Linked DNA regions of Mus musculus: all the other regions are linked to region 2. A link is a loop called in an ENCODE intact Hi-C map of the cell type or tissue named here. Cell type or tissue: heart. All regions are shown on one strand. Links, peaks and the distances in the headings refer to the core of each region. The heading gives the core; the rest is flanking DNA.

The links. A loop is a pair of places that touch in the nucleus more often than their neighbours do. Peaks named below come from ENCODE experiments on the same cell type or tissue, not always from the same donor. Only the 100,000 strongest peaks of a DNase experiment are listed, where the experiment ranks them.
Region 1: it touches region 2 in a loop (9-fold over the local background); 2 of 42 quality-filtered maps call a loop at or near these places.
Region 3: a loop joins it to region 2, with 2.3 times the contacts of the local background. A loop is called at or near these places in 6 of 42 quality-filtered maps.
Region 4: a loop joins it to region 2, with 8 times the contacts of the local background. A loop is called at or near these places in 21 of 42 quality-filtered maps.

The regions. Positions count from the first base shown.
Region 1 is chr3:27,335,634-27,343,503 of GRCm38, forward strand. Tnfsf10 (tumor necrosis factor (ligand) superfamily, member 10) reads left to right here. Exons shown (of 5, transcript NM_009425.2): 5 at 1-4,032. The coding sequence ends at 34. Among named protein-coding and RNA genes, the nearest start is that of Tnfsf10, 22 kb to the left of the region's middle. In heart, for the core only: a CTCF peak has its summit at 3,019; no DNase peak of the experiment used is centred there.
Region 2 is chr3:28,104,233-28,112,301 of GRCm38, forward strand. It overlaps Pld1 (phospholipase D1), which reads left to right. Exons shown (of 27, transcript NM_001164056.1): 22 at 5,503-5,616; 23 at 8,011-8,060. Among named protein-coding and RNA genes, the nearest start is that of Gm42196, 68 kb to the right of the region's middle. In heart, for the core only: a CTCF peak has its summit at 3,716; a DNase peak (open chromatin) is centred at 3,359; H3K27ac peaks cover 443 bases.
Region 3 is chr3:27,707,186-27,715,254 of GRCm38, forward strand. It overlaps Fndc3b (fibronectin type III domain containing 3B), which reads right to left and starts at 3,267. Exons shown (of 26, transcript NM_173182.3): 1 at 3,161-3,267. In heart, for the core only: CTCF peaks have their summits at 2,917 and 4,069; DNase peaks (open chromatin) are centred at 2,076, 3,296, 4,116 and 5,446; H3K4me3 peaks cover 3,092 bases; H3K27ac peaks cover 3,044 bases.
Region 4 is chr3:27,978,245-27,986,313 of GRCm38, forward strand. The region is part of intron 2 of Pld1 (phospholipase D1); the gene reads left to right. Among named protein-coding and RNA genes, the nearest start is that of Pld1, 44 kb to the left of the region's middle. In heart, for the core only: a CTCF peak has its summit at 4,360; DNase peaks (open chromatin) are centred at 4,377, 5,247 and 5,907; H3K4me3 peaks cover 736 bases; H3K27ac peaks cover 341 bases.

The sequences.
Region 1 (7,870 bases), core at 1-5,000, 770 kb before region 2:
AGCCAGCTTCTTTGGAGCCTTTTTAATTAACTAAATGACCAGTAAAGATCAAACACAGCCCTAAAGTACCCAGTAATCTTCTAGGTTGAAGGCATGCCTGGAAAGCGACTGAACTGGTTAGGATATGGCCTGGCTGTAGAAACCTCAGGACAGATGTGACAGAAAGGCAGCTGGAACTCAGCAGCGACAGGCCAACAGTCCAGCCACAGACACTTTCGGTGTTTCATCGAGAGACTTGCTTTCTTTCCGCAAAATGAGATCACTGTAGCCTTTCAATGATCTACCTGGTATCAGTTTGCAGAGATCTAGAAGACGTCCAGTTTCTAAATATTTATGCAACAATTGACAATTTTCACCTTTGTTATCTGGTCCAGGGGTGTAAAGCCAAGTGCTCACAGGCTGTGTGCAGACCAGGATAGCTATGAATGCAGGTCAGCATAAAAATCACAGAATATCTCACCTACCAAATCAGAGTGGGTGTGCCCCTGTGTGTATATGCGTGTCTGTGTGTGTGTGCATGTATGTGTGTGTGTGTGTGACTGTTCTTTATGGTAACTGGTTATGTTTTTCTCAAGTGAAAAACATAACTCTATACATGATAACATAATATCCCATCATCAGTGGAACCTTGCCCAAAGAATGTATGAAATCTCCAGGCAATGAATGAGGGCAGCCCAAGAAAGAGGCCCGCAGAGCCATACCACAGGGCTGCCCCACCCTGCTGGAGCTCAGATCCTGCCACTGCTGCAGGCCCTGGGTACCAGGTGTAGAGTTGGAGGAGGTCTTGCCTGTGGGTCTAGGTCTTTGGTGCCTACCTCCTTGATATGGCCCCAGTCCTCCTTTGCTTGTTTGCTAGTTTTATCATGTTTCCCAGGCCGGCCTCAAGTCCAATATGTAGTCAAGAGTGATCTCTAACTGTGCAACCTCCTGCCTCCAAGATCTGCTGAGATTATAGGCATGTGCCCCCCTGTCTGATTTGTGTAGAGCCAGGCTTCTTGTACATGTGACAACCATGCCACCCTCAGCTCTGTCCCAGCTCCATTTCTTCCTTTCTGAATGCAAGCATTTACTTTGTGTCCCTATATTCTAGAATGTGCAACAGTGAAGAATTTGCTCTGACTTTCAGGATAAAGTTTGAACTAGGTTCACCATGCTTGCTTTGTCCAGATTGCGACTGTCACCCAGTCCTCTGGCTCTTCCATCTGTCTGTCCACTCCACCTACCAAGATGTTGAACACTTGTTCTTTTTAAGATGTTGGTGCCTGGAGTTTCATTAGAGTAACACAAAACTAACTAAAACCAAACAACTCCAAAGGAGCCCATATGTGTTTTAATGAAACATTTTTTAAGCCTATTGGGGGCCTGAAGAGATTGCTCAGAGGAAAACAGCACTTCCAGAGGACCCAGGTTCAATTCTCATCGCTGATGTGATAGTTAACAGCTGTAACTTCAGTTCCAAGGGGTCTGACTTTCTGCCCTTTGCTTGCAATGCATGTATGTGATACACAGACATACATTCTGACAAAATATATCCATACACAAAAGTATTTTTTTAAAAGCTTATTTGAATGTAAGAGTATGGCTAGCTGTCACTTCTGATACCCCTTCTTATTTTTTTATGACTCAAGCCCTTATAAACTAGCAAATAGAAGTCACAGCTACCACTTGAATATAAGCACTTGAATACCTCCTCTCACTAGAATACAACATAGCTTAATAGTAAAAATCTTGCCTTAGTAAAGTACTTGCATGTCATGTCTACATGAACCAAATGAATGTATTAATTAATAATAGACATAATGATCACATCGGAAAGGCTGTGAGAAATAATGGAGAACATTTGAAAGCTCAAGATGGAAGGGAAAGGCACTTGTCAAAAATCTTGACAACCTGAATTTGACCTTTGGCAGGGCTGAAAACTAAACCCAGGGTCTTACTCCCAGTAGGCATGAACCCCCACACTGAGCGGCACCACAGCCCTAAGGTTTTAAATGGCAGAAACAACTGAGCGCTTTTCTAATTCCTGGTCCCCAAGTCATCACTGATGGCAAAATTCACAGCACTTCATCTTGTCTGCCAAGCTGGCAAGCGAAATGGTGTCTGATTTCTTTTTTGTTTTTTTAAAGATTTATTCATTATTATATCTAAGTACACTGTAGCTGTCTTCAGATGCACCAGAAAAGGGCGTCAGATCTCATTACGGATGGTTGTGAGCCACCATGTGGTTGCTGGGATTTGAACTCAGAAACTTCAGAAGAGCAGTCGGTGCTCTTAACCACTGAGCCACCTCTCCAGCCCCAGTGTCTGATTTCTAATGTTTGTGTTGAACGTATACATTCTTTGTCTGCTGTTAATTCTATAGTAATCTCCTGTGAAAGATTTTATAACGCCCAGGCCTGGATTCAACCACAATCCAACAGGATCGGAATCCTGGGGTGGTGCTCAGAGATCTTTTTGTGCGTGCATTTTAGTTTTTTAAAGTAATTAGCAGGCAGCCTGCAGGACACATCTTTGCCAAAATGTCAAATGCTGTGACTTATAAATTAAATATTTAAGAATGCAGCATACCCAGAGAAATCATTAGATGTTCAAAGATTTAATTCGTGTGCAACATTAAATGCCATGACTTGTTTAAACAAGCACACCTAAATATTCTTTCTTCTGCTAGAATCTGAAGCCTGTGATGCAGGAAGCAAGAATGGAGAGAATATTCTAGAATAAGAACTTTCTGGGCGATTGTGAGCCCTTTAATAAAAGGCATGAATACTTATCTGTTTGAAAGAGAAATCAATTTGGGGTGGGGGCGGGGGTTGTCCTTTCTTTGCTGAGTTCTAGCCCAACAAGCCATCTGACTTGAAGACTAAGACGAGCCTGCCACCTGGGCAAGCACAGGGACAATGATCCCAGGGCAGAGGCCAGCTCTGCTGTTTTGAGAAGTGTCTAGGCAAAAGCTTTCTTTCTTTTTTTTTTTTTTTCAGACCAAAAGGGGCCTCTTTAATGTCACACACCATTAGTGCCACCAGGTGGCGAGGTTCCCTTAATTTCTTCAGTATCAAGTCTTTTAAAAGTGTATGAGTATAAACATCTTCAAATTCTCGGGTTTAAAAACAAAATCAAAAATGAAAAAAGGTCGCTTACCTTTAGACCATAGGCAACTGGAGCTAAAGACAAGAGATAAGCTGGTGTACCCCGATGGAGCAGCAGGCTTTAACTGAATCTGTGAGGAACAGGGTGGGGCTTCACATGGTAAAACTGAATCTGAGGTGTGTTCTTTTGCCTGTTTGGGTTGTTGCTGTTGTTACTGCTTTGTTTTGTTTTTTTGTTTTTAAGTGAAACAGAATTTAAGTCTTTTGGAAGACTTTTGTAAATTCTCTTGGTCCCAAGGGAGGGCTCTGTGACGTCTGGAGTCTCAACAGTTTGGTCTTTGCCCTGTCTCCTGTTATTATAGACTGTGGCCTTTGCCACTCCATCACTGCCTACTGTTTTTCTTGGAGACAGGGTCTCTCCCATTACGGGCAGCCAGCAGTGCCCTGAGAGTCTCTTGACATGTGGCCATGAAGGCTTTTTACAAGGATGCTGGGGATTTGAACCCGGGTTCTCATGCTTGAGCCATAACTGCTCTTACCCTAGAACTGTCTCCCCAGTCCAATCACTGCTACTATTTTTTTTTCTTGGCAAATCAATTCAGTTCTTTAGTTTTCTTTCAAGTATTGTTTTACCTATTTATCATATTTATCACTTTCATTATCAATGTTAGAAATTTTGTTTAGCCAGCCTTTTTACTTATTCTTGAAATAAAGGGTTAAATAGATATTTTTTCAGTTGTGAGACATGAAAATCTTAGAAAGAATTTTTCTTTTCTTTTTCCTTTCATTTTAATAGCAGTGAATCTAGAAAGAGAATTATTTTTCATGGTGATTATTTCAAATGTATTGATACCATTTTGTGGGCTGGGAAATGTTAAACTTTGTAAACTCTGAAACGCACAAAGTGTTGCTTTGAATTTCACCTTAATAAAAATAACATCAAGTATATGCAGTGCACTTTCCTCTCCCCCTCCCCCTCCAGCTCTGCAAGGTACAGTCATCTTTTGTCTACTAAGACTGATGGTTCTGATTTCCATTGTTTTATATTTTCCTCTTACTGTGTGTGTGTGTGTGTGTGTGTGTGTGTGTGTGTGTGTGTGTGTGTGTGTCTGTGTGTGTGTGGTGAACTGCTCTTTACACCCGTGGGCTCCATGTATTCCTCTGAATTATATAGTGCTGCACACATTTTGTCAACCGTCTGAGGGTCTCAGCACTTGATCAGTGAATGTAACCCATTTCTACTTATTGTAAAAAGCAGTAACACAGGAGCTCATTTGTATCTCTTTGCTCCCAGTTTAGCTCTCACTGTGTACTCTCTCCCCAGCCTCCTAGCTTCCGTAGGGTAATCTGAATGCTTTAAAGGAAATGTCTTAGTCTAATTTCCAGTTGCTGTAATAATACACGCTGTCGAAAGCAGCTTAAGGGAGAGAGAGTTTCATCTGTAGTCCAGGTTACAGCCCACCATTGCTGGGAAGTCGCAGAGGCAGGAGCTTTTGAGAACTGGACATAGCCACACTGAAGAACAGAAGAGCGTGGATTAAGGCATACTCAATAGTTCTCACACATCTTTATTTTTATATAGTTCAGGATCCACATTAACTAACACAATTAAGATAATCCTTCCCAGACAGTCTCACATTCTTGGAGGTCCAGCTTCCAGGTGACTCTAGACTATTTCCAGTTGACAGTTAAAACCATCACAGGTAACTTTACAACTTTAAGGCTTTGTTTTTAAGCTTTTTATTGAGTCCCTGTGACTTTCCCACCATGCACCCCAATCCCACTCATCTCTCACCCCCCGCCCACCAAAAGAGAATAAAAAAACCAACAAAACAGAAAATATCTTGTTACGGAAGCTGTAGTGTGTCGCAGTGGTTCCACAGCACACCCTTTTGTCCACACACGTTTACTCGCAAACGTTCGTTGCAATGAGTCATTGGTCTGGCTTCTGCTATGCTATCAATACTGGATCCTCACAGGGACTCCTCTTTCTTATCCTGTGTCATGGAGATCCTGCAGCTTTGGATCTGCAGGACAAATCCTTTCCTGCGTCCAGCAGTTCATAGATGGGGTAGATGTTGAGGTGGGCCAACTCAGAGCCCTGGAGCTGGGCCTAGGTGGGAGCTGAGCTGGCCAGCTCACCAGCCCTTCTGCATTCACACTGCCAGGGTGAGCTTTCCAGCACTGGCCTGGCTAGCTCCCCCAATGCTGCAGCTGGCAAAGGGCAGGGTCAGCTCTCCCACTCTCAGACCCTAGGTACTGGCTTACCCTTGCTTTCCCATCAGGGCCAACACTTCTGTGCCGCTCAGGTAAGGTGCAGGGCCCGCTCTCTCAAAACCTGCAACCAGTTAGGGACAAGACCAGCTCGCTGACTGTCTCAGGGGGCAAGGACGGAGGGGAGGAGAAGGTTTGTTCTTAATACCTGATCAATTTTTCTTACAAGACCAATAATTAATTTTTTTCATCTAAGTTTAAATGTTATTAATCTTCGAATCTCTGACTCTTATCTACCTACCCTGTACAAACGAAAAACTGCAAGTTTCTTGTATTTCATTGAGGTATCTTCATATTGCGGTTGAAACCATCAGTTTTACTGCTATTGTTGTCGTGATTGGGAGTATTGAGAACTTAGACTTTGCCAGAGCAATGGATTCCTACATTGTCCGGATCGTACATCATCACAGAGTTGGCACTGTAGACTTTATTCACTAAACTCAGAGATAAAGAAGCAACCCAGTGAGAGATTGTTTTCAACCCACCTCTCATTGGTGACATGGGAGCTCTCTCGAAACTGCTCCCTCACCCCAGACCTGAGCAACCTCTAACAGGAAGGAGAGCACCTCTGACCCTATTGATCTCTGAACATGGCTGACATCACCAGTCTCTTTTCTATCCCCGAGGCATGGCAGTACTGGGATGGCACCAGCTTAGGGGGCGAGCCTGGGATCTGTGTTAGTTGCTACCTCGCTTGAAATGATGAGTCTAGCTTATGTTCTTCCCAAGCTTATTGGGAGACTCAAGAGAGACTACATGTGCAAGTTCTTAAAAACCACATTGCATAAGTGTCTTCGAGGCATTGTGGAGAGCAGAAAATACTATTTCATTATAGCAATTTTGAACCCTTTTCAGCTGGCAGACTTTAAGGTGAGAGTTGTATTCATGACTGAAGCATCAGAGCTTCTTCACTTCCTTCCCTACTTAAAGTTGTCATTTGATTTTTTTTTTTTAAACAAATGGACCAAAGGACATAGAACATAAAGACCCGGGGACCAGAGAAGTTCGATGTGAGTGCCATTCTCTCTTTTATGTTCCATGGACAACAAACTCCGAGGAGAAAATCGCTACACAGATTACTTGTACTTGAACATGAGCACAGACTTCATTAGGAAGATGATAACTAGGACCTTCCTCTCCTCATTATCTTTTCTAGAACAGGTTGTCTTTAAAACCAGCAAGAGGCTTCCAACGAGCAGAACATCCACGCTCTCTTAGTGACTTCTGTTGCTAGGGCAGCACCCCTGACAACAGCACCCCTGACAACAGCACCCCTGACAACAGCACCCCTGACAACAGCACCCCTGACAACAGCGCCCCTGACAACAGCACCCCTGACAACAGCACCCCTGACAACAGCACCCCTGACAACAGCACCCCTGACAACAGCACCCCTGACAACAGCGCCCCTGACAACAGCGCCCCTGACAACAGCGCCCCTGACAACAGCGCCCCTGACAACAGCGCCCCTGACAACAGCACCCCTGACAACAGCACCCCTGACAACAGCACCCCTGACAACAGCGCCCCTGACAACAGCACCCCTGACAGCAAGGTTGAAAGGAAGACCTGATCCCTCTCCAAGTCTGAGACTAGGGTCTGCCGCGGGAAGGAAGCCATGGAGGATCCTGATGGACCAGATGTCACATGGGGGACAGAGGGCAGCGAGTCATGTTTCCAGAGGCAAGAGTGACAACTGCTTCTACCCGACTCCCTTCCTCCATTTTCCTCAGCCTGGGACCCCAGCCTGTGACACAGTGCCACCCTGCTCAGGGCAGATCATATGACCTCAGTTAACTTAATCTAGAAAAATCTCAGCTGTCCTTGGAGATGTGTTCCCATAGCGATTCTAAATTCTGTAAAATTATCTCGATAGACCATCACAGCAATAACAAAAAAATTCTCTCTAGCTTTCAAAATATAGGATTATTTATATGTCCCTTCATGTGTTCTCTCATTAAAGAACTAAACCAAATAAGTATAAAAACATACCATATTCTCTTATTTTCCATAAATTTTACTAAATAAAATATAGACAGTATTTGTTGGAAAACTATGGAAAGTCATTTTCTACATTCTTCACATGTAGTAAATAAACACATTATCCTTTGTAATAATATGGTAGAAAAGTATAATTCTCTATGTTATAATGATAGAAAATTATAATAGTTTTATATATGATGATATGTTATAGATAATATAGACATACATAATATATATAATGGATCATATAAGTATAATAACTGAGGTCTCAATTTCTATATTCCAACAAAAATAAAAATAAATTGGCTTACATTAATAAAAAGACTTTTTAAATTTGAGACAGAATCTCTTTATGTGGACAAGTGTGGACTTTTACTCACAGTGATCCACCTGCTTCTGCCTTTCAAGTGTTAATTAGTGGCAGGCGCCTAAGCCTTTTTTTTTTTTTAAAGAACCCCAGAAGCACTTTATTTTACCACACTTCTTATGGAATTGGTATTTAAAAGAATTCATCATCACCATCATCA
Region 2 (8,069 bases), core at 1,174-6,173:
GCAGCTGAGACTAAGTGAGCCACACAAGACTATTAATAGGGGAACTAGGTCTCAAACCCTGTCTCTGAGTAATGTGAAATATCTCCCATTGGCTCATAGGTCTGAACACGTGGACCCCCTACCATTGGTGTTGTTTGGGGTTGTAGGTCCTTTAGGCAGCAGAACCTTACCGGAAGAAGTGGGCCATTGCTTGGAGGAGCTAATGTGATGGTGCTATTTGTTTGAGACAGTTTCTTGTAGTCACGGTTAACCTTGATATCACTTATAGCCAAGGATGACCTTGAATTTCTGATCCTCTTCTCGCCATCCCTCAAGCCTGGGGGGGGGGGGTGGTTTACAGTCATGTGATTCCAGGGCTGAATTACGCAGTGATGAGAATCGAACCCAGGGCTTTGTGCACACTAGGTAAGCACTCTGTCATGTGAGCTAATTTCCAACACAGACCATGGAGTTTTATAGCCTGTCCTTGTGTCTTGCCCGTTCTGTTTTCTGACAAAGGAGACAATGTGGCTAACAGCCTTAGATTCTTGCCACCATGCCCGCCCAACTCATGATGGACTGTGGGCCCTCATTACTGTCAGCAAAAATAAGTCACTCCCTTAAAGAGCCTTTTCTTAGGTCCAGCAACAAGAAATGTAACTAAGTCACTGGGACTTTAGCCTCTGCTCTTCATCACCGAGTTCGAAGCTTCCCTTGTGTCTAAGGAAGTACACACTTTTGATAAGCTTTCAAAAAAGCTAAGAGAGGTACTTCATTTGAAACACACACACACACACACACACACACAAATATCATGTTTCTTAAAGTAATTACTTGGTGGATAAAATTTCTTTTGGTTGGAGGAGATCTCTATCTTGTAATTTTCATATCCTATAATTTTGTGCTGTGGGAAGGCATGCCCAGCTTGGTGTAGTGGTGTGCTGAAGGGTTCGAGCTGCAGTTATCAGACAAAGAAGGGAGCACATGTTTGGTATGACAAGCTCAGGCTCTGCTTTTTCCTGTGGGCTTCATCTTCCCAGCTTCAGACAAGGATTGGAGAAGAGGTTACATCAGGACACAGATGACTACAAATCCTGGCAGGGGAGGCTTGCTTTGAGATCATTTTATTGCTTTTATTTTATTCCAAAACAATCTTATAAATGGTCCTCTCAGCCTCTGGATATAAAAAAAAAAGCATAAGGCTGGGGCCAGCAAACATTCTGAGCCTGAGTTTGTGTCCTATCTGGGGTTGGCAGAGAACAGTTGCCTTAATAAATGGTTTACAGGGTCTCATTTGGGGTTATGTCTGGGCAGAGGTTATCAAGCCTGGGGTAAGGTTGAAGTCAGATGTGCTGGGCTAACCCAACCCTCTTACATGTCAAAGCCTGCCATTTCCAAAAGACAAGCAATGAACAGACTTCTATGTGTTTGGGTATAACACAGTCTGTCATAGCCCACGTGGCCTTTTGTATAGTAGGTAAATATCAGGGTTGAGTTGAGTGGACATTTCTAGCATACCAGTAGATTTCAGCCAAGGCCCTCATCTATACATAAGAACAGGACAGGGCAGAGAGATGCATTGCATCTTTGAAGATTCTCTAAACTCAAAATGAAAAGGGGTATGTCCTGAGAGACTTCAGATCTGAGTCCAGCAGAACCCATCCCACCACAGTCTAAAACGTGCCAAGGAGTCCCACATGCGACCTCTCTCTTTCTGACAGAATTCATCATTGCTGCCCTGTCTTGTTTCCTCAGTGCCTTCCCATTCACAGAGATGAGCCTCCTACCCTGACTGCTCATTGCTGTAATGACTGCTCATTGCTGCAGAAGCTTCTTTGTGGTTCCTTCAGGTCCTGAGACCCAACCTTGAGCTGAAGCCATTTCTCCTGACTGCCCTCCATGCAGCAGAGAGCTCGGGCATGAGGGAAGCGGCATTAAGAAGAAGAGGATTTCCTAAAGAAGGGCAGGGGGGGATGGAGAGGCCTTCACCTACCTGGAGGGAGCTGCTACTCTTCTTTGAAAGGTGCAAGCAGCTTTAGGACAACCAAAGGCCTTAAAGTATTCTTTTCCAAAAGCCTACACCCATAGGGTGGAGAGAAGTCAGTCAAGCTGGAGCTAGACCAGCATGAAGACTGAGTTTAATCCCCACAATCTATAGGTAAAGGCTGGCCATGGCAGTATAAACTTATGATCCCCGTGCTGGGGCCTCGAACAGCTGAATCGCTGGGATCACTGGCTGGCCTCCTCCAACTGGGAAGTTCCAAGTCAGCGAGACTCTGTCTTAATGACCATGTGGACAGGTGCTGAAGGGGACACGTGAGTTAGGCTCTGGCTTCCATACACATATGTAGGCACATACATGTGCGTTCACACATATGCACAAAATCTTATACACACACAAATAAATATATTTTAGAAATCATATAAAATAAATAGAAAGGAAGTGGGAAGGGGCTTGTTCTAGTTCCTCTAGAATTCTGCTTAGGATGAAAAAACAATTTTCACTCGCTCACTCTTTTTTTTTTTTTTTTTTAATTAAAAAAAAACCTGTGTTTGTTTATTTTCTGAGACAGGGTTTATCTGTGTAGCCCTAGTTATCCTGACACTCCCCCTGTAGACCAAGCTGGCCTCGAACTCAGAGGGCTAATAATGCAACACTGATAACAGCTTTATTCCCAACATCCACGAGGCAAAGCAACCCAACAGTCCACTAGCAGATGAACGTGTACACACAATACAGAAGAATATTCAGCCACAAAGCTGAAGGAGCTGTGAAGCATGCCACGGTATGGGTGAACCTTGAGGGTAGTGTGTTAAGGAAAACAAGTTAGACCAAAAAGGACAAGCCTCATGTGATTCCTCATATATGCAAAATCCAGGTAGAGTAAACTAGAGATAGCCAGGGACTCTAGGGAGTGGGAGGTGGGGGATGAAAGCTGGGGGGTAGGAATGAAGCGAATTCTATCTGTGATGATGATGAAAAGCTTTGAATATGGAAGGCATCATGTAAAATTAGGACCACAGTTAATGATGAAGACTCTCACAGTGGACAGAATGCCCAATTTTACATTTTATATATTTACCATAATGAAAATTCAAATGAAATATAATTAAGAAAAATATCAAGTATAGTTTGACCTACTTTTTGCTGAAATGTTCTTTTAATCTGACTCCAACCCCATCCTCCCAGCCAACAGAGCACACTGAAAGCATGGGTTCTCTACTGAAGGCTGCCCCAAATAGAAAGCTATGTGAACCTCCACCCAGTGTGTTGGAGCAGGTCAGCCCTCAGCCCAGGTCATGAGCTTGTCATGAATGAGCAAGACACAGAGCTTATGGGTCACTTCCTGGCCACGGTCTGGGAAAGAAGAGGCAGATGAGACCCGGTTCTGACTGCAGAGCCAGGCAGCTCCAATGAACAAGGTGACCTAGAAGTGCTTCCATCCTGGCTAGGAGCTCAGCTGACTTGCTTTATTAGCACGTGGGTGGGGTACTGTGGACATCACTGGAATGACTATGGGACGTCTCACAGGAATATACTTTAGTTAAGTGTCCACTTGGGTTCATGCAGTCTTTTAAATGTGGACTGTGGGAAAGTAGCTCAGGGCTTCCTGTTCTTCTCCTGTGTCCTGTTTACCATTTAAAGACTGTGCCTTGTCGCCTAACCAAGGCAGTAACCAGGGCTGTTCACATTTTCTCTGTATTCTTCCCAACTCAAACTACGTTTGCCATCTAGTGAGTAATCCTTGGCATTGCAGCAGTCTCCCTCAAATGCCTCATTTCTCAGCCATTGACTTTTCATACTATGGTCCCTTTGATAGTCACTTCTGCCCTGTGTTGTCATGAATATATGGACATTCAGACCCACCTGTCAGGTTTGACCATTAGAACAGAGAAAATTCTCACAAGAAGGGTCTCTTCCTCTGTTCACAAGAAGACGAACTATGACCATTAGGTATAATAAATGGTTTAAGCAGGATGACCCTTGAGAATTAGCCAGCAGAGAGAATGTGCTCAAGCAAACTGTATTTGTGCACTGTGAGGTATCCAGCATCTCTCTCAAGCTTTCTCTCTTTCCCGTGTATTCCTAAGCAAAGCCAGAAGCTTTAAGAGTTTGGGACTCTCGCTGTACATGTTGCCTAGTGGGCTATCTAGCCTGTGGTCAAGGATAGCTATAAAGTCAGCCTGATGCAAAATGTTAAACTCACACAAAGCACTATGAGAGGGTTTTCACTAACTCCATTTTACCATTCTCCAGCATAGCCTTAGTCGATGACAATGTCCTGCCTTGGTGTCAAAAGGCTTGATGTGTCTATCAGAGCATAGCATTCTGGGCTTCTGAATACACATCAAAAGAAAGAGCTGCATTTTCTTCTATTGTTCTAGCTGTCATTAAGAAGCTTCGGTTTCCTATAAAAGGTGGCCTGAAGATACTGTGTTCTATAAGCTGGGGATTTGAAAATGAACACTGGCTGGGACTTGCTCAGTGGGTAAAAGGTGGTTGTCACACATGTCTGCTGACTTAAGTTCGGTCTCAAGAGTCCATGTGAAAGAACAGTGGGAGGCGAGAACCAGCTCCATAAAGTTGTTCTCTGAACTCCTCACATGGGCTGTAGCGTGTGTGCCTATGCTCCATATATACAATAATAGTCCTTTTTTAAAATAAAGTACGGGCCATTGAGATAGCCCAAACGGTAAAGATGCTTGCTGCCCAGAGCAATACTCTGAATTCAATCTCCAGGATTCACATGGTAGAAAGAGACAAGTGAGTCTCACAAGTTGTTTTCATACTCTCTCTCTCTCTCTCTCTCTCTCTCTCTCACACACACACACACACACACACACATACACACACCTGTGCATAAATGTTTTAAAAATAAAATAAAAAATAACAACTAGTCACTCAGAATTCTTGAAGAATTCCCAGTAACATTCTCTGGCTGGAACCTTAGCATTCCTAAATACCGATGACTCTGTTTTGAAAAACATACTGAATCTTATGTGTATATTTGCTTCTAAGACATAGGTACCGGTACCCCCACAGTTATGAATCAAATGCCCACAATTTGCCAAGCTGTGGACTGCATAACTTAATAGTAATTATGTATATATATATATGTCTATGTATCTATGTCTGCACATATGGATACACATATTTAAATAAAATCCTATTTAAAATTACATAGTCTCATTATGGTAACACCCTTTTCTAAACTTTGGTATAAGTCACTTCCTACACCCTCTTTCATGAGATCAGCAAGATTTATTTTAAACTGCCTTCTGTCCTGCAAAGGATGATGAATGGAGAAGCGGAAGCAGACACGTTTCCCTCTTTACTGCCCAATTAAGTGTACCATACAGCATAGCGCTCAGATCCCATAGTGATAGCTGGGATCCAAGAGTCATCCAAGCTGAGTGAGGAAGGCTGTATGGAGGCATTTCGTTTGTCCCCAAAGCCCCATGGTCTGCTTGGATGGTGATGTAGCTGCTACTTGGTTTTATTTCTTTATTTTTCTTTTGCAGGGAAGGCCAGAGATATCGGGTGTACATTGTGATACCGCTGCTGCCGGGATTCGAGGGAGACATTTCCACAGGCGGGGGGAACGCTCTACAGGCAATAATGCACTTCAACTACAGGTACCCTGAACACCAAGGAGGGAGCTACAGTGTTTCTACTTATTTGCTCAGTAATGCGCTTTTAAACCTTAGTCTTTACAGGGTAATGAAATTCAGATGTCGCAGTTATCCATGGTGGCTCTGTCAAGTATAACAGCACCAAAAAACTAGTCATTCTGTGTATGTCTCTTTCTGTCTCTGTCTGTGTCTCTGTCTCTTTTCCTTCCCTCCCCTCCCCTCTTCTCCTTTCCTTCCCCCTCTCCATCTCACTATGTGCTGCCTGGAACTTGCTATGTAGACCAGGTTGACCTTGAATTTCAGAGACACTCCTGCCTCTGCCTCCAGAAGGCCCAGCTAGTGCCTCTTTTGTATTCGTTTTAATATATCATATTAGTGAAAAATATCTATGCACTAATCCCTTTATTGTTTCCAGGAAGTAGAGAAAAATAAAACAGGAGAAGTAAGTGCGAACACAATCCAGGTACAGTTTGAGCGCTTTCAGTTAGAGCAGAGAGGACAACCTGAATATGTTCTTTGTGTTTTACACTTTTCTAATCATCCTTTTAGGAGTTATGAGGGGGAAGAATGAGACTTTATAGTGGACCAAACAGAGATGGGTTCAGGGCCTTGGGCACACTTGGGTGGAGGGCGACATGCACCTTGCTTGGCTTCAAAGGACCCCAGTTGCCTCTGACAGTTTGAGGTGCCTTTGGGTGGGATTGTGGTAGTGTTTGATGGCCCAGGATGTCCTGAAACTCCCTGTGTAGCTGAGGCTGACTCTGAACTTGTGATCTTCTTGCATTTACCTTCCAAGTGCTGTTTGTCACCGTGCCTGGTTTGCAGTGCTGGGGACAACCCCGGTCTTCCTGCCTAGTTGTTGGTTTTGTTCTCCCACTGACTGCTACCTTGTGCCTGTTCACCTGCCAGGATTTTACCTGAATGATTAGTACTAATGCTGTTTCCCAGGGGTGAATCCACCTGGCTACAATGACAGCCTTTGCTCTACACATTCTGGCTGAAGATGGGTTCATCTCTGCTGTTGTCTGATGTGGGACATAGCCCTGTCATAGTTGGTGATGTTTAACTGCACTCTGTCTGCTTTCTTGGCAATTCAAATATTACTTTTGGAATATTGTCTGCTGTGATTATTTCCTATGATTGTTTCTTGATATTTTTGAACCAGCTGAATGATATACACATTTGGCTGCTGTTCAGCAACCCAAACTATAACCTTTCATTATGAAAAACATCTCTATTTGAAGGCTATCAGCCTTCCCAGGCATGCTGTATTGTTAATTACTTTTATACAACAGGCAGATGGAACAAAGAATTTTTGTTTTCTTTCCTTTTTATATAATTTTATTATCACTCCAGATCAAATATTTTCAATTTTAATTTTAAAATTTTTATGAGCACATACTAATTGTAAATAATACTGTGTTTGCTATAACATTTTCTTACAAGCATCTAATAATTTGATCATATCTACCCCCCACTTTTGTCCTCTCTCACTCAGGCCACCTCGACCTCTTTCCAACTAGCCTCTCTTCTGCTTTGCTTTCTCCTTCCTCTTTCTTTTGTGAACCTGTGAATTCCTTTAGTGTTGTTTGCGGTTGCATTCGTGAGAGGTGATTTGTGGCGGCGTGAGCATCCTGGTGGCATGCCACTGAAGAAAATGTCCCCTGTGACATGATAGAACCTCAGGATGGCTGGTGTCCCTTGCTTGTCCGTTAGAGTCATCAATATTTAACAGCTTGAGAGACCAAAAATCCTCAGCAGAGCCAGTTATTTAAACCTTGATTTTTCTCATGTCCAGGTTTTTGCTGACTCGATGGAAATAGCCCAGTAAAATAGTTTGCTCTGTCCCTGGTGCTTTGCCAAAAGTTTGCCCTTTTCACCCCCGAAAGCAGGATGACTGTATAAGTGCTCTTATCTGGGAACACTCCCAAACTTATCGTTCCCGTCACAAGGTTTTCTAAGGGAAAGTTCATGCAGAGCCCATCTCTCTCCCTAAAACCTGGATCAGTTTTATAACTCTTCCATCAGCTCACCTCAAAATAACTACCTTGGTTTTTTTTTTTCAGTAACATTACAAAAAAATTCCTGTTACAGTTTTAACTTTTGAAAATGGGCATAGCACTTTCTCATGAAAGTACATGTCCTGTTTCTGCTTGGGTTAGGGTCATGTCCACAGGTACTGGTGTCAGACTTGGTTATTGGGCATCTCCATAACTGTGCCTTTACATGTGTGGGCATCTCCATAACTGTGCCTTTACATGTGTGGGCATCTCCATAACTGTGCCTTTACAGGTATGGGGACCTCTGTATCTGTGCCTTTACATGTGTGGGGAACCTCCACAACTGTGCTTTTACACATGTGGGGACGTCTGTAACTGTCTCTTTCCGTGTTTTCAGAACCATGTGCAGAGGGGAGAGCTCCATCCTTGAACAGTTAAAGCCAGAGCGTAAGTCAT
Region 3 (8,069 bases), core at 1,005-6,004, 400 kb before region 2:
ACTAAATCTAACATTTGATAATTGACTGGGGAGGCGCTATGTCTCACTATACAGCATATATATATATATATATATATATATATATATATATATGTATGTATATATATATATATATATATATATATATATATATATATATATACTATGCCCAGCTCTTGGCTGGAATTCCCTATGTAGACCAGGCTTAACTCAAACCTACAGAGATCCACTTGCCTCTGCCTCCTGAGTGCTGGGACTAAAGGCGTGTATCAACAACCACTACACCCTGCTTGATAATTTATCTTACATTTTGATAGCAAGACTACTTAAATTCTTCAGAAGAGTGCTGTAGCTCCACAAAGACAACCTCAGAAAGTCCCTTTAAAAGAAGGCCTAAATGAGCAGGTGATGTGGATGCCAGAGGTGTGATTTTTTGTTTCTTCCAATTCTATGAATGCCTTTCTTCTTGCATTCTAATATTTACACTTTTGGGGGAAAGGAGACCGAGTAGACAAACTGACCTGGAGTGTAAGCCAGGCTAGCATCTCTTGATCTTCCCACCTCTGCCTCTTAGATGCCAGGATTATAGGTGCAAGCCACCATGCCCAGCTATGCTACTTTATTACACTGAAATGGCTGTACAAATCAGCTCCTTTACCAGCAATTCCTACATATACCTATTCCAACTAAACTTCTAAGCTACAGGTCTGCTCATCAGTGCTGACTGACAAATGCGCACCTTAAGCTGTAAGTAGCTAACTTTCCACTCTGTTTGGAGAAGCAGACTGAGGCACACCTACCCCAGACTTCAAAGTCTACTTAGAATAGGAATTCAAGAGCTAGCTGAGGCTCTAGCACTGTAGTAGAATATGTGCCTCCAGTGTACACAAGGCCATGGGCTCAAACCCAAATGTGTGTGTGTGTGTGTGTGTGTGTGTGTGTGTGTATGTGTGTGTAAAAAGTAGACTTAAAACATCTTCTGATTGTAAAGAAATACACTTAACTTGGTGATTCAAAAAGCAATATGGCTCAGTTGAAGGTCAATAGACTTGGGAGTCTAAAAGTTCTATGTTTCAAATTTAAGTTTAAAATAATTTGGAAAAAAGGAAAATTCAAACAACAATTCTTGAGTCACGGAGCCACATTTGAAACGCTCGATTACATGTGCCTCCTGGCTACAGGAGGACAATCTAGACAGAACCATTCTATCCCTGGAGAAACCACTGAGCCATGTTCTGAATTACTGGTACCTTGATTTCTGTGAACTTAGACGCCCTTGTTTATAAAACGTACATTTACTACAACTGAAATCAAAATATTCAAAACTTAATCGAGTAATGTATAAAAGGCAGAAAACATGTTTATCTAAGAAGGAATATACTATTAGTACAAGCTCTAACAGGCATGTGGTTCATACCTGTCACCCAACATCCAGGAGGCTGAGGCAGGAGGTCAAGCTTGGAGAGGCCAGCCCAAGCCTGTCTCAAAATACAATGCCCAAAAAAACTTTCCTTACAAGCAATTAAGTGTGAGTGACCCTTCCGGGTGGATCATGAGAATTTTAAGAGTTGGGCAGAACGGGCACAAATGCCAGTGTAACAAACAACCAGGAGAGGTGCTGGTGCTCACGCTCTGCATTCCTTTAGAAGCCCCAGAAGACAGAAGACGGGCTCCTCCAAACATCCCAGGCTCTGATCACAGCTATTTTTAAAGGGTCTTAAAAGATTACCAAAATGTCTTTCTGGAACTGTATATACTGTCATTAGATGCTACCAGCCCCCACCCTACAAGATCTCGACAGTGCTAACAGATGCTAAAGGAACACGATCTTGTCACACAAACGCTTTTTCTCATAAGCATCAAAATAAAATGCTTGAAAAGCACATGCAAGTTTAAGGACAATACTAAGAGAGCAACTTTTTAAAACAATAATCAACGAGGCCTCACTTTTAGCCAGGCTGCCGCGTATCTCGCGTCTCGGTAAGCATGAACTCCGGTTGGCCCTCCTGGCCAGAAGCATGTCCAGGGACTTTACCCTCTTCAACAGCTGCTCCCAGGGAGCCAGGAAATTTACTGAACCCAGTCTTTACTGCATCCACAGTCAGCCTCCAACGAGGAGCGAACCAACAGCCCCCACACCAGTCACAAAACCAGGTCAGAGTTGCTATGCATGCATGCGCTGTGTGGCATAACTCAAGTTCCCAGGGTCCCAGCCGATACTTGGAGATGCGGGAGCGCCACGCACTCAAATCTGAACAGAGCAGTGAAATTTTGCTCAAAACCTGACTTTCTTTTGTACTGTTTTGTTGTTGTTTTAAAAAAGAATGTTATTCCAGAATGGATTCCTTTTCTTCCGGGTCTGTCTGCTCCTACTAACTCTCTGCCACAACCAGGGTGCCTCCCCTTTCCCAATGCCCCACCTCTTGCCACATTTATAAAAAAAAGAAAAAAAAATGGCACATTCCCTCTCCCCTAGCTTCTCCTAGTAAGGCCTGGAAACTGGAGGAAATTCAAATCAAATTAGTTGCACATTAAAAAATAAACAGACAAGCAATCAAGGGTGCCCACCCAACAAAAGCCCTCGCCAGTTCCAAAATATGATTAAGCCTGGGAGGGAAGAGGGGGAGGGGGACTAGCCGGGATGGAGATAAACGTGTGCATTTTTGGCCCCAGCGTCAGCCTCATCGCGGCCAAATTCTACATTTTGTTTAAAGAAAACGCTGGGCCTGAGAGAAAAGAAAATAAAAAGTTGTAACTTTTAAGGAAGTCTGCAATCCGCACTGTCTGGATAAAATGCCAGTGCTTCCTTCGTCTGGGATCGCCGGGTGGGAGCCGAGATTCGAAAAATCTCCAACCCCAGCCGTTCTCTCCGGGAAGGCGCCCGGCCAGCGGCGCCGCCCGGCGGCCCAGCCAGGTCTCCCGGGACGCTCGCAGAGTCCCCCAGGCTCCCCAGGCCGGGCGCTGGGGACGCTAGGCGGTCACGGCCCCGGGCCCCGGGCCCCGCTTTCCGCGAGGACTGACAGGCCCTTCCCACGGCAGCTCGTTCCTGCCTGCCATCCGAACCAGACGGTCCCCGCGGCCCGCCCAGCCCGCCCGCCGCCTCGGGGCGCGGATTCCACCCGCTGGGTCTCCCGGCCGCCCCACCCCCGGCAGGGGCGCCCCTCGAGCCTGACCGACTGACCCGCGCTCCGCTGGCCCACACGCACCGGGTCGTCCTCTGCTTCCCGCCGCGCCCCGCTCCCCCGCCCGAGCCTGCAGCCGCCTGGCTCGCCGAGTCCAGCCGCGGCCGCCGGTTCCCGCCCCCAGCCCGGGGGGAGCCCAGGGGGCAGGACGGGGAGGGAGGACGTGGCGCGCAGAGGTGGCCAGAGGCGGGCGGGGAGTGTCCCCAAGAGGCCCCGGCGGGGGCGGGGGCGACCGGTCGCCCAGGGACCCTCCCCGCGAGCATCCCGGGTCCCGGGTCACAGCCCGGCACCCCCAAGGGGGCCAAGGCAGCCCCGAATCCCAGCTCTGCGCGCACGCACGCCCTCCTCCCTCCACCATATGGAAATCTACAGCCTCCCAAAGTGACACGTCGAAGATTCCTCGGCCTGGCCGCGCGCCCTCCCCCTCCCAGGCAGCGGTCCTGCCGCGGGGATCTGGGCGGGGGAGCGGATTCCTCGGAGCGACGGCCCGGGGAGGAGGGGAACTGCGAGCCCCGCATCCTCCGCTTTCTTCCCGAGCGAGCGGGGGCTGGAGGGGTCGCCCCCTACCCGGCCGGGAGCTTCGGGCAGCCGAGCGGTCGGGGCGCGACCGGGACTCGGCAGCCAAGTTTTCCTCGGGCATCCCCGAGTGCTCCGGGGCCGGGAGCGCACTCGTGCAGACTCGGAGTCCGGCCGGGCTCCGAAGCGCAGGGACCCGAGAGCGACTGTGGGTGGCACGTCCCCCGGCAGCCCGCCGCCGCTCCCGCACGCCTTACCTCCCCTCAGGCTGAAACGGGGCTCCGGGTGCCCGCAATCCGGGTCGCCCACGCCGTCCCAGCCAGCCGCCCGCGGGATCCCCGCCGTCCCCTGCGCCGCTCCCGCCGCTGCTCTCCGCCGCCTCCTCCGGCCGCCGCCGCTGCTCAAATAACTACCAGGAGGGTTTGATGGGGGATTCCGCCATGTCAATGATGTCGGGACCACATGGGGATTCGGGCCCCGCCCACTGCCGTAAGCCTCCCAGTACACGCGCAACTACAAGAGCAAGCTCGCGGTAGCTCGGCGAGGCCTCCCTTTACCATAAGCCAAGCCAGGCTACACACAGCGGGGCTTCTCTTGTCTGAGCTGAAGAGAACTGGGAGACTCTGAATGAGATTCTGGAATCATCACTGCAAATGCAGTATTTGCTCAGTAATTACTAAAGCTGACTTGTTATTTTTCACTTATAACACATATTTCCTTTTCCAATTGTAATTCCCAGAAGAATCTTTCAGTGATTTTTTTTTTATTCTTTTAACTTCCCACAGCATTTTGCATAAGCAAATTTTATGATACCAAAATTTAAATGTCTATTGTCCCTTTCAGTTCCGGCTAGACATCTTTACTCGAAAGACTAAAGACAGTTCCTTCTAGTTTTTATTAATATTTAGTTTGGGCATACTTTATTTCTATTGTAAAAATGAATGTGTGTGTGACCTCAGGTATACACATGCCATGGTTTTTGTGTGAGTTTTAGAAACTTAAAAGTCCTGTCTACCTTACACGGGTTCTGGGACTCCAACTCTGGTTGTCAGACACGGTGGGCAAGTGTCTTTACACACTGAGCTATCTTGTTGCCCCTAAAGACTGTTTCTTGTCATTTATCTGGATTGTATGTGTCAAATGCAAAAGGATCTACTAGCTATCGATTGTGTATGAATTAAATATATACTATATTCCTGCTGCATAGGCTCTGTCAAAGATTAAGGGGTTGTGCCATACTGCCCGCAAATTAAAAAAAAAAAATTTCTAGAAGCAGGGATATTAGATCAAATAATTTACCCTCCTCTGTTACTTAGTTATTCTGAATAATTCCACCAGCATCTACTATTATAGTGTTCCACAAAGACCAAAAGGGTTCTGTCACTCTTGTTGTACATAAAAACAGGAAATACTACTTTATTAAAACCCAAGCAAACATATGAACCCTAACAAACAGTTCTTTTCCTCATGGGATTTACAATTCTCTTTTATTTTTAAGATAGTGAGTGCAGCCAAGCTGAACCCTCTCTCCTCAGTGACACTTTTCATGTCAATGTCCCCAAAGGGCTCTTGTACCCATCGTTCTAAAATACAACTCTAATCTTAGATCTTAGCCCTATCTGGGAAGGAAACATGCTTTCAAAGCAGTGGGTTCCCCAATGCCCACAGAGCTCAGCTCCCTTGCTTCAAGATCTAGCCATGCAGTCTGAGTTTGGACCAATGCCTCTCCATCTTCCCCTAGCCAAGCCCTTCAGCCTAGTTTAGCTCCCGGAGCTCTCAGAGGCACTCCTGACCCTTGTGCATGCCTTCTTCCTCCTCTCTGTCCAATGTCATCTTACTCATCCCAACTCGGCCCCTCCCAGCCTCCAGCCCGTAGCTGTTTTCTCCTTAATTATTTTCCGTTCTCATGTTGCTTGGAAGCTGTCCTTTGTCTCTTCCACTTGGCCGAATGGTGTTCACTTCTTTTTCTCTATATCAACCTAGAACTGTCCTTTGATTACAGAGCCTCCCCCCGCCATGACTATATTGATTGTAAAGCACTGGGGAAGCTGGAAGGACTAGATAAATGTGCAAACTTCAGTGGGAGAAAGGTTAAATCTAGGGACTGACAAGCAAAGCAATGATCAGAGGAGACAAGATAGACAGGAGGACAGACATCTCTGCCTATTTCTCCCAACAGATCTACTGGATTTCTTTCTTCGAAAGAGTCACTGTGGACAGGTGTGGTGACACCTTCCTAGTAACCCATCTGGAAGCTAAGAGAGGTCAGACCAAGGCCAGATGAAGATAGGGGCTAGTCTCAAGTCTCAGCTCTCAGAAAGAGTCAATGCATACAGGGTGCACTAACTTCAAAATGCCTGTCAGTATATATCCTCTCCGTGGTTTAGCCATCCTCTTAGCCCAGCCTCTGAGACCAGTTTAGTACTAGCAAAGAAACATCGTAAATGCTTGGAACACGTAGCCAATACATATACACAGTGCATCAGGAAAAGCAGAGACATCCTAACCACACACAAGTTACCAATGGCCCCTGAGCCTGAATTTTCTTATAAAATTATGCCATTGTTTCCTGCTAAAATCACAATCCACAGCACCTGACAGTAAATAAATATTAATTCATCCTTGAATGAGTGACCGAGTGAATAAAGTGCTCTCTCCTAGAGCTATTAACGAGACAGAAAATTAGAAGCTTCAAAGAAAAGGACGGACTTTTGATCAAGGCTCCTGACTACTGAGGGAGTTAGCTTTCACACAATGGGCAACATTGGGATTATTGAGGCATGAACTGATTGAAATGGGTTTCCAGGATGATTGTTTTCACAGTGGGATATAGAACAAAGCTGGAGTGAGAGGGGCCTATTCTGCACTGAGTTAGGAAATGATGAAGATTGGGTCCAGAGTCATGTTTCTGGAAATGGGAACAAGGGCCTCAAGCCAGATTGATCAGATCCACTACCGAGCTGTCAGCAATCTGGGCCACCTGCCCTGCATTCCAAACCATGCTTACAGTTAAAATGGTGCTCCTGAGGAGGGTAGGTTAGACTTAAATCCAAAAATAACACCCAAATGAAGATGCTTCAAAATTAAGACAATAACACTGTACAAAGGTTGGGAAACATTGTCACTACAAGGAGAGTGTTGGTTACCTCACACAAAGCAAAAGGAAGCAAAGTTAGACTTCTCTGGTCTGGATTTACATAGTAACAAAAGGTAGGCAACACTGACCTAAGGGGAAACAGGAAAGCCTGAAGCCTTGTACCCAACGATCTGCAGCCTTTGGACTTGGGCGGCTTTTAAAGGTGGATGTGGCTAGGTACCCAGCTTCCTACGAGCCCTGCATCCTTCCTCCCAGGGTAGCTGAGGCTACTGCATAGACTGGCTCTCGTGTTGAAACCTGATCTTAGCTTTAGATAGAAAACATACAATTTAGAACTAGATCTGGTATGCACTTGACAAATGCTGACAAAAAGGCCAATCCATCTTTTTTTGTGGAGCATTCAGGATTTACTAGATTACTCACTAAAGTTGGGTTCACAGCACAATATAAGATGAACATGGCAACTTTAGCGAAACAGATTCTTCCAGAACTATTTTGCTAGGTAAAGCTGTGGCTCTCCCTTCTTTATTGTTGTTCAAGGCTAAAGGTGGATAGATGGAAGAAGAAGAAGAAGAAGAAGAAGAAGAAGAAGAAGAAGAAGAAGGAGGAGGAGGAGGAGGAGGAGGAGGAGGAGGAGGAGGAGGGGGGGGGGGAGGAGGAGGGGGAGGAGGAGGAGGGGGGGAAGGAGGAGGGGGAGGAGGAGGGGGGAAGGAGGAGGGGGAGGAGGAGGGGAGGAGGAGGGGAGGAGGAGGAGAAGAAGGGGAGAGAAGAAGAGGAGGAGGAGGAGAAGAAGAGGAGGAGGAAGAGAAGAAAAGAGGAGGAGGAGATGAAGAAGAAGAAGAGGCGGAGGAGAGACGAAGAGGAGGAGGAGGAGGAGGAGGAGAGGAGGAGGAGGAGAGAAGAAGAGGAGGAGGAGTAGGCAGCAAAACATCCCCAGTAAGATCTGCCCCACAGTTATCAGAAGGATTAAGACACAAGCTAAATGGTTGCCAGGTCTCAGGCTTTTGAGCCCAGGGTTAGCACCTGGGCAGGTTAGAGATAAATCTTGTGTCCTCCTGAGGAGCTGTCCTATTGTTTTAGGACAGGTTCTCTCACTGGCCTAGAACTTTCCAAGCAGGCCAGGCTGGTAGCCATTGGGTCCCAGGGACCTTTCTTTTCTTCTCCTCTCCTGAACTGGGATCATAAGTATATGCCACCAAGCGCAGCTCTGTTTGTGGGTGCTAGGGCTCAAACCCAGGTTTTCACAATACAGTGTAAGCACTTTCCCAAATGAGCTATCTCCCCCGCCCTCAGGT
Region 4 (8,069 bases), core at 1,253-6,252, 130 kb before region 2:
CAAATAACCAATGCCAGTTGGCAGGCATGGAGGGCAGAGGACAAAGCCCCATGTTAGCTCGTCCCTCTAATTCCAAACTAATTGCTTTAGCAGAGGCTTCTGTTTGGGTTATGAGTGATGGAAAATTAAACAGGTGTATACTGTAAACCTCATAATTCACACGTTGACAACCAGAAGGGCTGTGACTGTGAATAGAGCCTGCGGAGAGGGTGGGGTGGTCACTAAGCTCTACCCTCACTGGGCTGTGACTGGAGTGGTGACGAGGGTGGACACTCCTGGACTCATGGCTGAGGATCCACTGTGTGGGTAACAGTTACCTCAAGCCAACAGGGTCTGGCTCAGCGTGGGGGTCAGAGAAGATATTGTTTTACAGGGCAGCTTCTGCTGAGGTCCAAGCAGAAGTTGAGTTGCCTGCCTTCAAGTCTGAGTCACTGAGGATCAGGTACATGAGGAAGGACATTGCTTGTATCAGTGGAGGGATGAATCTGGTTTTGAACTCTGCAACCAAATCCAAGTCATAGCATAGTGAAAACCATATTTGCTTTCTATTTTATTATTGTGGGGAAACCACACCATGGCATACATATGGAGGTCTGAGGACAACTGTGTGGTGTTAGTTCTGTCCATCCATCTTTTCATGGGTCCTGAGGATTGAGCTCAGACCACCAGGCTTCCAGGCAAGCACCTTTACACAATGAATCACCATCTCTCCCTGGGTCTCCTTTTCTGAATGCCATTCCTAAGAAACGTCTTATGACTTCCTCTTTCTTTTTTAATATTAATTTTTTATTTTTAATGCAGAGTCTCATGTAACTCGGGCTAACCTCTTTGAACTTAGTATTTAGCTAAGGATGACCTTAAACTTTAATTTACATATTATTTTATCTTTTTCTATCTGTAGGATTGTATGTGGTATGAGCTGGATGTGCATGCAAATGTGCATGTGTGTGAGTGTAGACATTCACCTGTGTGGACACCAGGGGGAGAATCTTGGTTGTTATCCTCACCTTCCACCTTGTTTGAGATGGCAGTTTCTTGTTTTTCACCTCTGTGTATGCCAGGCTGGCTAGGTGGCCCAGATGTCTAGGGATTTTCCTGACTATACCCGTCTTCCCATGCCCCTCCCCGAGAGCATTGGGATTGCAGATGTGCACTACTGCATCTGGAGTTCTGGGGATGCTAACTCCCATCTTCATGCTTGTGTGGTGAGTGCTTACCCTTATTTACTTTTACATTCATTCATCCAACATTGTATGTATGTGTGTGTGTCTGCTACCATGTGTATAGAGGGTAGAGGACAGGTGGCAGAGTTTGTTTGGTTCTCTTCTTCTACCATGTGAGTCCCAGGGTTCAAATCCAGCATCAGGCGTGGTGGGAAGTATATTTATTTTATGAGCCATCTTGCCTGGAAGCACCCATATTTACTTGTTTTTGTTTTGAGACAGGGTCTCTAGCCCAGGCTGGCCTAAGTAGCTGAAGATGACCGTGAACTTTTGATCCCCCTGTTTCTACATCCGAGGTGCTGGGAGTACAGGTTAGTCCTACTGCATGTGATTTATGCTGAGCTAGGGACTGAACCCAGGGTTATGTGCATGGCTAGGCAAGCGCTTTATCAAGTGGATTTTATCTGGGCCCCAAACTTGAACATTTAAAAACACTAACATGTCTGTCCGTGATGTCTTCTCTTCTTCTTTGCCTCGTCCTTCCTCCTCGAGTCTCCACCATGCTTCCCCGTCACACTTCAGCGGGTGAAATCAGAGGGCTCCTGCCTTCCCCATGGCATGCACATTCTGCCAGCATCCCAGGCTGAATATGCTTCCTCAAAGGATGCTCACTGCTATCCCATGTCCTCTGCTGGGGCACCCCTCCCCTCCCCTGTCATTTCCAGCTCTGTCCTGGATTGCTTCTCTGGAGTCTACTGAGGCCTGCCTCAGGCAGTCCTGGTCTGCTTACCTTCTCCAGAGTCTGGCAGAGCACGTGCCAGTCCAGTACAGTGTCCCTCTGTGGCCAGTGGAAAACATCGCACAACCAACCTTGGATACATATCGATTTAGATTATATACATCCTTTATATAAAATGACACGATATGCCTGAAACTTACATATCTTTCATAGGCTTTAACTGGCCTCAGCAAGATTCCTTATGAAACATGGTATAATACATATGCTATTTAGAGTTGCTACATTGTAGGTTGACTGTTTTACAGCATGACAGCAACTGTGCTGCAGCTGCATAGGGGACAATGATAAGAAAGGTCCAGACATGTTTGGACATGGTTTTCCCTCAGCTTTTACCCCATCTGAGGTTGGGATAGATGTGAAGGGTCAGAGCTCATGGTTAGGAAAAGGGACTTACTTTAGTTTAGACCCAGCTCTGTGGCTGTGGACAGTCAATACGTTCCCAATACACTTGGATGGCTCTCCTGTCATGTGTTAGTCAGGTACAGTAAAGGGGACATGAAGCTTAAGTGAATTTATACTGGTAGTGCTCCTCGCATCCAGACCCGACTCATAGCAGAAGCTTCAACAATGCCTGCACTGTTAAGCTAAACACTTGGGCATCTTTAAAAGCTGCATCCTAATGTAATTTCATTTTGCTGGGGTTTAAATATTTGCCACCCTTAGTGAAGTTGACTTCAGGCTTTTATTTTAGAAATATTAACTTCTTGACTCTAGCTGCATATGTATCAAAAGATGGCCTAGTCGGCCATCACTGGAAAGAGAGGCCCATTGGACACGCAAACTTTATATGCCCCAGTACAGGGGAATGCCAGGGCTAAAAAGGGGGAGTGGGTGGGTAGGGGAGTGGGGGTGGGTGGGTATGGGGGACTTTTGGCATAGCATTGGAAATGTAAATGAGTTAAATACCTAATAAAAAATGGGAAAAAAAAAACAGGGCCACTTTGAAACTCATTGAGATAGCTCAGTCAGTAAAGTGTTTTTTTTTTTGAAAATACAAGAATTTGAGTTTGATGTAAAAACCCATTTTTTAAAGCTGGATGTGCTAATAACAATAAAAGCTTGGCATGCCCCCCAGTGCTTGCAATCCCAGCTCTGAAAAGGTAGAGACAGGTAGGTCCCCAGACTCACTAACCAGCCAGCCTAGCCTCATTGGTGAGTTCTAAGCCAGTGAGAAAAATCTGTCTCAAAATAAGTATGTGGCACCAAAGGCATTGAAGCTATCCCCAGAGCTCCTCTACCTGCAAACACACACAAAATAAATAAAAATGAAAGAATGTTTAAATAAAATAAAAGCATTATCCCACAAAAAAAAAAAGAAATATTAACTTATACAACACAAAAGGGTGTCTTTTGTGTGAATACAGTCTAGCACACTTCTGGACGCACCTGTGGAGGTCAGAGGATAACCTCGGGTGTGGGTTCTTATCTTCTTGCACCACATAGCTTGAGGAAAAAGTCTTTGTCTGTCCCCCTACCCCACACAATTATACACTGCTGTGTGCCAGGCTGTTTGGCTCCTGAACTATCTGGGATTCTTTGTTTTCTACCTCCCACGACTCTATTCGAGGGCTGAGATTATACACACAAGCTGCTATGCCCAGCTGTCTCTGGGATCTTGGGATTTGAACCCATGTTCTGCCCTTACACAGCAAGTGTTTAACGAGGCTGTCTTTGCAGCCTGCATTTGCTTCAGCTTTTAAGACATCTCAAGTAGACCAGGCTGACATCATACTTTACAGCTGAGAATGGCCTAGAGTTTATGGTCCCTCCTCCTCCTGCCAGCCCCTTCCAAGTACTGGGATTACAGACGAGCTACCACACCCACTGGTCCTTTAGATCAACCCCAGAGCTTTGTAGGTACCAGGCAAGCATGCTATATCCCAAAGCTTAAAGGGAAATACATTTTGTTGGAAAAGATAAATCCTAAAGATAGCTTATTTATTTATTTATTTATTTATTTATTTATTTATTTATTGCTGTAGGGTTTTACTGTGTAACTAGGACTGACCTCAAACTCAGGGTCCCCTGCCTCACCCCGTGGAATGCTTCTGGAATTAGATGTGCCCCCACATCCAGGGAGAAGAAGCTTTAGAGAATGAAGCTATGTCACTAGCTCACCTAGCTGAGTCGGGGGTCTATCTGAGACTTCCTTGGGAATTCGAATGAACTGTTTTTTATGATTTATGTTGGCAAACTCAAGCCACATGAAAGAGATGACTTTAGGTTTAATTGCTTTCTGGCATCGATATTTCCCAGAAATCTACTTTTGTAGGTGAGAACGTTTTAATGATTCCTAACTGCACTTCAGTGTTAAAGGGACTGGCTCTTCCTGTTCTTCCACTGTCAAGCCCTCTCCTTCCCCTGAGGTCTCTTAGAACATTCCAGGCGTCTCCTGTTTCTGCCAGCAGGTGGGGTACTGGCACTTATAAATCCACTGTTACTTGCTCCAGCCTGGTTTTCTTCTCTCAGTGCTGGGATTCTCCTGTCTTCCCTGATTTTTATCTCCAGGAGAAACTGTTGGACTAGGGCCTGGATTAGGGAGATGAAGAGGTGGATGTTAGATCTGAGCTGTCTCTGGGTTTGCCTGCCTGACGTTGTGGCGCTAACAAACACAAATCCCTTATGTGTCATAGGTGTTGAGTAACTTAGCTTTATCATCTAAGTTCTGCTCGGCAGCAAATGAATCAGGTTTTCCTTGCCTTGTTTGAGCCTGTGTTACACTACAGAGGAAATTTAGCTTACTATGTTAAAGTAGATCCGATTTAAGTAAATTAGAACTTTATATAAAAATAGCAAGTCTTTGAAACATTATTCCTGGGGTTGAAAAGTAGGTAACAATTGTATTTATTGTGAGTAGGTTATGTTAAAAGGCTGAGTGAACTGTTTAGGGTTTAGTCACTTGAAAAAAATTATCAATTACTTTTATGTAGAATAAAAACTGAATTTAGTTTGTTTATTTTGAAACCAAGGTATATGATATTAAGAAACAGTAATGATGCATTTGAAAATATCTTTTTAAGGAGATATGGTGGTATATGACTTTAATCTCAGCACTCAGGAGACAGAGGCTGGTAGATCTCTGTAAATTTAAGGCTAGCCTAGTCTACAGAGTGAGTTCCAGGACAGCTAAGGCTGATAACACAGAGAAACTTTGTTTGTTTGTTTGTTTGTTTGTTTGTTTGTTTGCCAGTACACATGTGTCTGAATGTATGTGTTCATGTGGAGGCCAGAGGATGGCACCTGGGAGCCGGTTCTCTCCTTCACCCTGTGGGACCTGGGGCTTGAACTCAGGCCATCAGTCTTGGCAGCAAGCGCCCTTTCTTGCTTAGCCATCATCCTGGCTCCTTGTGGGGAGGATCTTTTTATCCTACAAATATATCTTAAGTGACAAACTGATATAAAGAAAGCTGACTTACAGATTTATAGACAAATCAGACCTGACATTAGGAGGCTCTTTGACAGATTTTTCTTGTGACCTATATTAATATTTGAGCATTTGTAATGAAGTTTTCAGCTTGTTCTATATTATGTAAAAAATGGAAAGCTAGCGACAGTATGAGTCTGACTCTCAGAAACAATAATGCTGTATATCTTATTATACAGTCTGAAGTTACAGTGCTGTATGTTTCAGGATCAGCACCCAACTTAGGCAACACTTATAAAAGTCATTTCATGGCCCCAACGGAGGGGAGACTGTACTGCCCTTGTTTAACGTGAATCAGCCTTTTAGTGCAATGTCTAGGGGACACAAGTGAATGACAGTTCTCTTTGTTTTAAGTGTGTGCTCTGGCTTTCTTCGGCAACCAGTGCAAAACTGAAGCCTTAGCTCTAGTCTGTGTGGCTTTTCTTTTCTCACGGCAGAGTGTCTACTTAGCATATGGGGCGTGGTTTCAAGTTCATTATTGAAGCTTATAGGCTAAAGTGCTCTGTGGGCTTGACCGGCTTGAATTGCCTTTAGGGAGCCTGCCAAAGCTGAGCTTGGGAACAGGACGGCTTCCCCTGTTTATGTGGATTTGTAGGGTAGCCAACTCCCCCCCCCCTCGACTTTCAACTGCTTTGGACATTAGCTTCATAGGAAGAATTCATTCTTTAGAGTAAAATGGAGCACCGCTTTTTGCCAGGGGCCCCAGGTTAGTAACGCTTTGAACTTTCTGTTTTGTGTCAGATTTTCTTTCTGTGCCATCAGGGAGTTGGAGTGTCAGCTAGGAGAAGGCTTGTGCTATTGCTGCGTTAGAAAAGAATACTTTTGATTCTGTTGATCCTGCGGGGCTGGGGAGGGAGGGGGTGGCTACATTTTTCTGACTACGATATTTTTTCTGTCAATCTAAATGGAGCCAAGAGGAAAGAGCGTATTCGTGTTGGAGTCGTGGTTTAAAGGGTTGTAATTGTTTGTAAGCATTTTTTGCTTCCTTTTTTTTTTTTTTTTTTTTGGTAATGACTTTCTCTGTGTCCTCCCAGTATGGCTAGGCAGAACTCTGGTTTTATGCATGGTGATGTTATTTTAGTTTTTGAGCTAAGAGGCGTGTTGTATTCTAGCAAGCCCCACCTCACACTCCACTTGTTGGATATGGTTTTCCCTGGGGCCTGCTCCTCGGAGTTCTAGCTGATCAGATGTCATGTCATTTTTACTTTATAGACTGTCCTGTGAAATACCTACAGAATGACTGATACGGGTGGAGTGTCCAGGTGGGCTCAGAGGGGACCTGGGTCCTCCTGGGCTTGTTGCTGTTTTTATTCAAGTAGCTCCCTAGAATAAGAGGTCACCCTAAAGTACATATGCCCGTAAAATTGGAGTGTGATGTGCAAGACATGAAAGTAGTGTTAATAATAATAATAAAGAAATGAAGTCAATAAAATTAAGAGAATAGCTCCCTCAATTTCCCGGAGTTAAAGAGCTCAGTTCATTTGCCCCGGAGGCATCTGGCAGGAGACCACTCTACAAGACAGGCTCCGTTTGACACTGTTTCAAAGTGTGTACTTCTTGGGAACTGGCTTCTCTTTGCCTTGTATAGGTAAGGTACATCAGTTCAAATGGATAAACGAATATTTTAAAATATGCTAATATATGCTATTGTGTGTCTACTAATGGCTAGTCTCTTCTCTTTTTGACCCAATGGGACAGTCAGTGCATCAGCGTCTGTTTTATCATCTTTTTCATTTAAGTATTTTTAAAGATGGAGGAAAAATGGAGACAGAAGTATTCGTGTGTTCATGTGTTTGTGTGCATGTGTGTGTGTGCGCGTGTGCGTGTGTGCAAGCACATAGTCTTTAAGGTACTAAATTTTAAGGACCTTGTTATTTCCTGTCTCCGCTGAATCTGAAGCTATAAAGTAAAGGCTGTAAGCCATTACAGATTATGACCATGGACTTTACACCCCTAAGATTGGTAGTACAGTTACATTACTGCCCCCACCTCCCCAGATATGCCCTTTAACCTCAAATCTGCCAGGCAGCTTTGCCTTCTCAAAAAGAGACAAAGATTGATCCAGCTTTACTGTACTTTAAGTGTATACCATGTGTACACTCCCACTGCAGACGGCTGTGCTGTTGTCTAATTATTAATTATTAAATGCTTTGGGGAGGCTCAAGAGAGGGTCTCTCTGTGTAGTCCTGGCTATCCTGGAATTCACTATGTAGACCAAGGTGACTTTAAATTCAGGTCCTCCTGCCTCTGCCTCCTGAGTGCTAGGAGTGAAGGTCTGTGGCACCATGTTCACCCAAATGCTATTAATTTAAATCTTTTTTTTTTCAAATTTTTATTAGATATTTTCTTCATTTACATTTCAAATGCTATCCCGAAAGTCCCTTATACCCTCCCCACGCCCTACTCCCCTACCCACCCACTCCCACTTCTTGGCCCTGGTCTTCACCTGTACTGGGGCATATAAAGTTTGCAAGACCAAGAGGCCTTTCTTCCCAATAATGGCCGACTAGGCCATCTTCAGCTACATATGCAGCTAGAGATGTGAGCTCTGGGGGTACTGGTTAGTTCGTATTGTTGTTCCACCTATAGGGTTACAGACATCTTCAGCTCCTTGGATACTTTCTCTAGCTCCTGTGTTCCATCCAATAGATGACTGTGAGCATCCACTTCTGTATTTGCCAGG